Linked DNA regions of Homo sapiens: region 2 is linked to region 1. A link is a loop called in an ENCODE intact Hi-C map of the cell type or tissue named here. Cell type or tissue: heart left ventricle. All regions are shown on one strand. Links, peaks and the distances in the headings refer to the core of each region. The heading gives the core; the rest is flanking DNA. Region 1 has its middle 46 kb from the start of ERCC4. Region 2 has its middle 180 kb from the start of ERCC4.

The links. Peaks named below come from ENCODE experiments on the same cell type or tissue, not always from the same donor. Only the 100,000 strongest peaks of a DNase experiment are listed, where the experiment ranks them.
Region 2: a loop joins it to region 1, with 5 times the contacts of the local background. A loop is called at or near these places in 11 of 110 quality-filtered maps.

What each region holds. Positions count from the first base shown.
Region 1 is chr16:13,872,335-13,875,249 of GRCh38, forward strand. No RefSeq gene overlaps it. Among named protein-coding and RNA genes, the nearest start is that of ERCC4, 46 kb to the right of the region's middle. In heart left ventricle, for the core only: a CTCF peak has its summit at 1,712 (motif pointing left); no DNase peak of the experiment used is centred there.
Region 2 is chr16:13,738,327-13,741,241 of GRCh38, forward strand. No RefSeq gene overlaps it. Among named protein-coding and RNA genes, the nearest start is that of ERCC4, 180 kb to the right of the region's middle. In heart left ventricle, for the core only: a CTCF peak has its summit at 1,780 (motif pointing right); no DNase peak of the experiment used is centred there.

The DNA.
Region 1 (2,915 bases), core at 312-2,811:
ATTTAAGTTGTTCCCATTTCCTGGCACTGCCGTGATACCATAACCAAGATCTGGCCAACCAGTACAACTCTTCCCTGGTACAGGGATTGGTTTCTACACAGACCAAAGGTAGTCCAATGACCCTCCAACTCCAAACTCTTGATAAAAGTTTCATTCCCCTGGGATTGCTAAGCAAATAGAAAGGAAGACTGGAGCTTCTCTAAACCATCACATGGAGATAGCTTGCTTAGAATAAAGACCACATGAGATGAGTGGCAGAGAGAAAGAAATGCAGCCCTGATGACACCATTTGTGCTCCTGGATCCAGCTGTTCCTGAATGCAAATTATGAATCCCTTGAATTTATCTGTTACATAACCAATAAATCATGTATATGCACTATTTTTTTAATTAAACCAACTTTAGTTGAGTTTCTGTCACTTGCAACCCAAAGAATCCTAACTAATAAGGGGGTGATGGAGTGAATACAAGCTCAAGTCATGCCTCCATAACCTGCAGGAATGGCAGAATGCAGACCAAGAATCTGCAAAACACTTGAGTTTAGGATGAAAGTAGATAAACCTAGAGAAGTAGCAAGAAAAGCAGGTCATGAAGTGCCCTGAGACAGTTAACATAGTTGAAGTAGATGTGTACATATTTTAAATTCTATGCTTCAAAATTCTCTGTGATCAAGCAAAATAAGATAAGATGTTTATAACAGAAAACTATAACTTGTATCCTAGAATTTTCTATTCAGTAAGTTAAATAAATACATTTTCTCACCCCTAGTGGTGGTGGTGATGGTGGTGGTGGTGGTGGTGGTGGTGGTAGTGGTGGTGGTGGTGGTGGTGGTGATGGTGGTTTGCTTTTGATTTTTGTTCTGGCTGCTGTTGTTTTTAGGAAAATTCTCATCCAAAAGCCTCTAGGCTCCTAAGAAAGCACTGAGTGGGGAGTGTGGCAAACTCAATGAAACTGGAAATCCTTTGTCTCTGAAGCTATGACAGATAAAAAGGAGACTGGCTCATGGGAAGGACCAGTGCTTCTGGCACCTCCTCTTCTCTACAAGGCAGATAAGACTCAAGAATCCCAGGCTAGTCATGGGGGGATGTTGACTTGGGTGGAGACAGGATGTGTCTCTCATTTATTGAAATTATGCAAACCTGAGGCCTGACCTTCAAGAGAAACTGGACCCTCAGTTAAAGAAGGTATCAGATATTAATCAATTAGAAGGAAAGAGAAGAAATCCAGGGGAGGCTGAGCAGATGAGAGAAATCAAACCACAGACCGGGCAGGTGCCTCTCTGCTTCTGTAATCCCTTATCCTGGTCTTAGAGCAAACAGCAAAGTAGCCTGAAGCTAGAGAACAGGGTCTGTATGAGCCTCAGTCCCCCAGAAATCCGCATTGCAGTGTGCTAATACCAAAATGCATAAATAAATGGAATGAATAGCTGAAGCCAGCCAGGGTGGGCAAGCTTTTCTGTTCCTCCCCCAGCCTTCTCCCTCCCCTACCCTCTTGGTCCTGAGTGTCAGTCCTCTATCCCGTATTCAGGCAACATCCTTGGCAAACTCAATAATATTTACGTGTTTGGAATAAAATTACCACATTTTGTTAGCATGGACTGTAAAGCAAACATGGATGAGAGCAGTGGCTTTCTATTTGCATGGTGGTCCAAGGAGCCCTCTCTCCAGCCGACCCAGTTTCCAATGCAGGCATCGGAGTGCCACCTTGTGGTAAGGAAAAAAAAAATGGACATTGCTTTCCAAGCTAGGATTTCTAAGTTCCTGCCTGTGCACATTTTTCTGCTATCCGGAAGGAGAACAGAAGTAAGTACTTGGGCTCACAGTCCCTCTCTAAAGTGGAAGCATGTCTCAAAGCAGCCCACTGCACTTGCCTAACCTAGAGTCCCAGCAGCTGATCTTTCTTGAGCTCAGCTGCAGGAAAGGTGGGAGATCTTAGAAAATTTTTTCTATGCACTCAGCAGAGCTGTCTTTGGTGAGAATAGTCACTGATTTAACCCAGAAGGCCACAGTTATTGGGGGATTGAAGGAAGAATCCAGGCACTGGAGACATTTTTGGTTGTGAAAATTGGGGGAGGGGTGCTCCTGGCATTTTGTAGATAGAGGCCTGAGATGCGGCAAACATCCTTCCACTCAGAGGCCAGCACCCCCAGGACAAGGAATTATCCAGCCCCAGATGTCAAGTGTTGAGACTGAGAAGCCCAGCTCTTGTCACTTTACATGTTGTTATCACCTTTAATGTTCTCAACACTCGTAGAAAATAGGTATTATAACTTCCATTCTACAGATGAGGAAACTGAAGCATCCAGGAGTTCCATAACTCACTCAAGATCACACAGCTGGCAAATGCAGATGTGATTAAGACCCAGGTTGGCTCCAAAGCCTGGGTTTTTTAAGCCTCCCCACTGGGGTACTTCCAGCATTCTGGTGTTGGAGATGAGGACTAAGCTCTGATTTTTTAATCGTGTCCAAATTCCTATCTAAGGAGTCTGGGGAGTCATGCCATACAACCATAAATTCTCATCAGATGGGTTTTATTTAACCCTCTATATCATGACTTACTTTCCAACCTGACCCTGGCATAACATTACGAGACAAGGAAGAAAATCAAAATATTTTACCCCAAAACATGTTTCTTTGCCATATTTTGAAATGGCCCTGCAAAGCTGTCTTTTGTAGGGGAAAATCTGCATCTGTAAAAAATCTCTATTAACATAGCTAGATATTTTTCTTCCAGGCCCTCCCAATCCTGAAGAGAGTAACTAAGAGTTTAGCACCTTTCAAAGATCTGAATAGAAAACATTTGTCATCTATTGCCTCTAAGGGCAGCCACTATGAGACTTCAAAAGAACCTTGTCTCCACAATCATTTATCTTCACCCGAACATTCCCTTTCCATCGATCCCAGGTCATTAGACTCA
Region 2 (2,915 bases), core at 299-2,798, 130 kb before region 1:
CACTACCAAGCCACCATTGCTTCTTACCCCACTACTGACATAGCTGACATAAACTCCTCCACTTCCCTGCTTTCACCCACACTCCCTACTGCCCATGCTCAATACTACAGAGAGATCTTTTCAAAACATAAATCTGATCTTATCACTTCCCTTCTCCACACTCTCCTCTCCTAGCTCCAGTGCTTTCCCTTCACACTTAGAAAAAGAATCCTAAATCCTCTCCAACTCAGTTCTTTTCCTCCATTCTCCCCCCTTGCATATAGAACTGTAATTATCCTTTAGCCAGCATCCTAAGTATATTTTATATCCTTCTTGGTTACACTAATGTAATTCCATCCTACAATCCACCAGATTTCTCTTCTAATCTGTATTACCCATTAAACAATAATAACTACAGTTACTATTTGTTGAGTGCTGACTGTGTGCTATTTCTCTTGCTTGATCAGCTGCATTCCAGAACTCAGAAAATCTCACCCATATCTGAAATTGCTCCATGTTCGTGCAGCATGATGCTCAAGTTTATTTCTTCTTCTTTTTTTTTATTTTCTTTTTTTTGAGGCAGGGTCTTGCTCTTTCATCCAGGCTGGGGTGCAGTGGTGTGATCATGGCTCACTGCAGCCTCCTGGGCTCAAGCAATCTTCCATCCTACCCTCCCTAGTAGCTGGGACCACTAGGGCACACCACCACATGTGGCTAATTTTTTGTATTTTTTGCAGAGATACGGCTTCACCATGTTGCCCAGGCTGGTCTCCAACTCCTGGGCTCAAGCGGTCTGCCCTCCTCAGCTTCCCAAATTGCTGAGATTACAGGCGTGAGCCACCTCACCAGGCCACAGGTTTATTTTTCTTCAGCCATATGTGGTGTCTGCAGTAGGTAGTGGTCTCATAGCGACAAAAAAAAGCAGACACAGCTGTATTAATTTGGCCTCACTTAGCGCCTACATCTCCTAGGCTCCTGAGGGCATGCTCGTTCCCATCATGTGACCTTTAGTAGAGATCAAAGCCCAGTTTCAAGTTGGTGTCAAACAGATGTTGTTTTACCAAAGCTCCATGCTGCTTCACATCCTGATTTCAAGCAAGTCAGACAGACTGGAATGAGGCTCCCTTGTTGACCTGAGTTTCCCAGTGTGAAAGGAAAATATCTTGGGCCCCCAAAATCCCTAAGGAAAACTCAAGTTGGGAACTGCTACAGGGCAAACCTGCTCCCCATTCTATTCAGAGTCACTCCTCTACTCACTGAGATAGGTGCATATCTGATTTGCCTCCTTTGGAAAGGCTAATCAGAAACTCAAAAGAACATAACCATTTTTGTATCACCTATCTGTGACCTGGAAGCTCCCTCCCTGCTTAGAGTCTTCTTGCCTCTGCTTCAAGTTTTCCCACCTTTCCAGACAGAACCAATGTACTTCTTACATATATTGATTGATGCCTCATGTCTTCCTTCATTTATAAAACCAAGCTGTGCCCCAACCACCTTCAGCACACGTCATCAGGACTTCCTGAGGCTGTGTCACGGGTGTGGGTGGCAAGCCACCCAGGTGCTGAGGCAAGAGACCAAGGGCACGAGCTATTCCAGTATAATAAAATACATAAAATAAGAATAGTTATACTAGATATTGATCTTAGATATGATTATACATGAATATCATTCATCAATAGTTAGTAGCAGTTACTCTTTATTCCAATATTATAATAATCCTCGCTCTACAATCATAACCTAGGAAAAACCAGGCCACACAGAGATAGGAGCTGAAGGGACATAGTGAGAACTGACCAGAAGACAAGAGTGCGAGCCTTCTGTTATGCCTGGACAGGGCCACCAGAGGGCTCCTTGGTCTAGCGGTAACGCCAGCATCTGGGAAGACACCTGTTGCCAAGCGAACCGTGGTCTAGCGGTAGCATCAGTGTCAAGGAAAAACACCCGCTACTTAGCAGACTGGGAAAGGGAGTCTCCCTTTCCCCGGGGGAGTTTACAGAAGACTGTACTACTCCACCTCTTGTGGAGAGCCTGACATCAGTCAGGCCCGCCCGCAGTTATCCAGAAGCCTAACCATCTGCCTGTGATGCTGTGCTTCAGTGGTCACGCTGCTAGTCTGCCTTCATGTTCCATCCTGTACACCTGGCTCTGCCTTTTAGATAGCAGTAGCAAATTAGTGAAAGTACTAAAAGTCTCTGATAAGCAGAAATAATGGTGTAAGCTGTCCCTCTCTCCTCTCTCTCTCTGCCTCGGCTGCTAGGTAAGGAAGGGTCCCCATCCAGTGGACACGTGACTCACGTGACCTTACCTATCATTGGAGATGGCTCACACTCCTTACCCTGCCTCTTTGTCTTGTATCCAATAAATATCAGCGCAGCCTGGAATTTGGGGCCACTACCAGTCTCTGCGTCCTGCTGGTAGTGGTTCCCCGGGCCCAGCTGTCTTTTCTTTTATCTCTTTGTCTTGTATCTTTATTTCTACACTCTCTCATCTCTGCACACGGGGAGAAAACCCACTGACCCTGTGCAGCTGGACCCTACACATGGGTGCGTCCTCAACATTGGCAAAATAAACTTTCTAAATTAACTGAGACCTGTCTCAGATTTACTGGGTTCACACCAGAAAGAAGTGGGCAAGTCAGTTCCCTAATGTGGTCCTTGCTCCCCTCAAGTGTGGAATTAGGGATGTGTGGTAGGCTCTGCCAGCTGTCCAACTATCCTCCACCTTCGCCCTCTTCTTTAGTAACAGAACACACATTTTCTTCAGGGTGGCTGACAAACATTCTTCCCAGACTCCCTTGCAGCTAGGATTGAGTATGTGACATGCTTTTGGCCAATGAGATGTAAGTATAAGTCTATGGGTGGGACTTTAGGAGAAGCCATTGTTTTCCTGATAACAATGGAATAGACTCAACAAATTTTGCCCTTCCCTTTTATTCC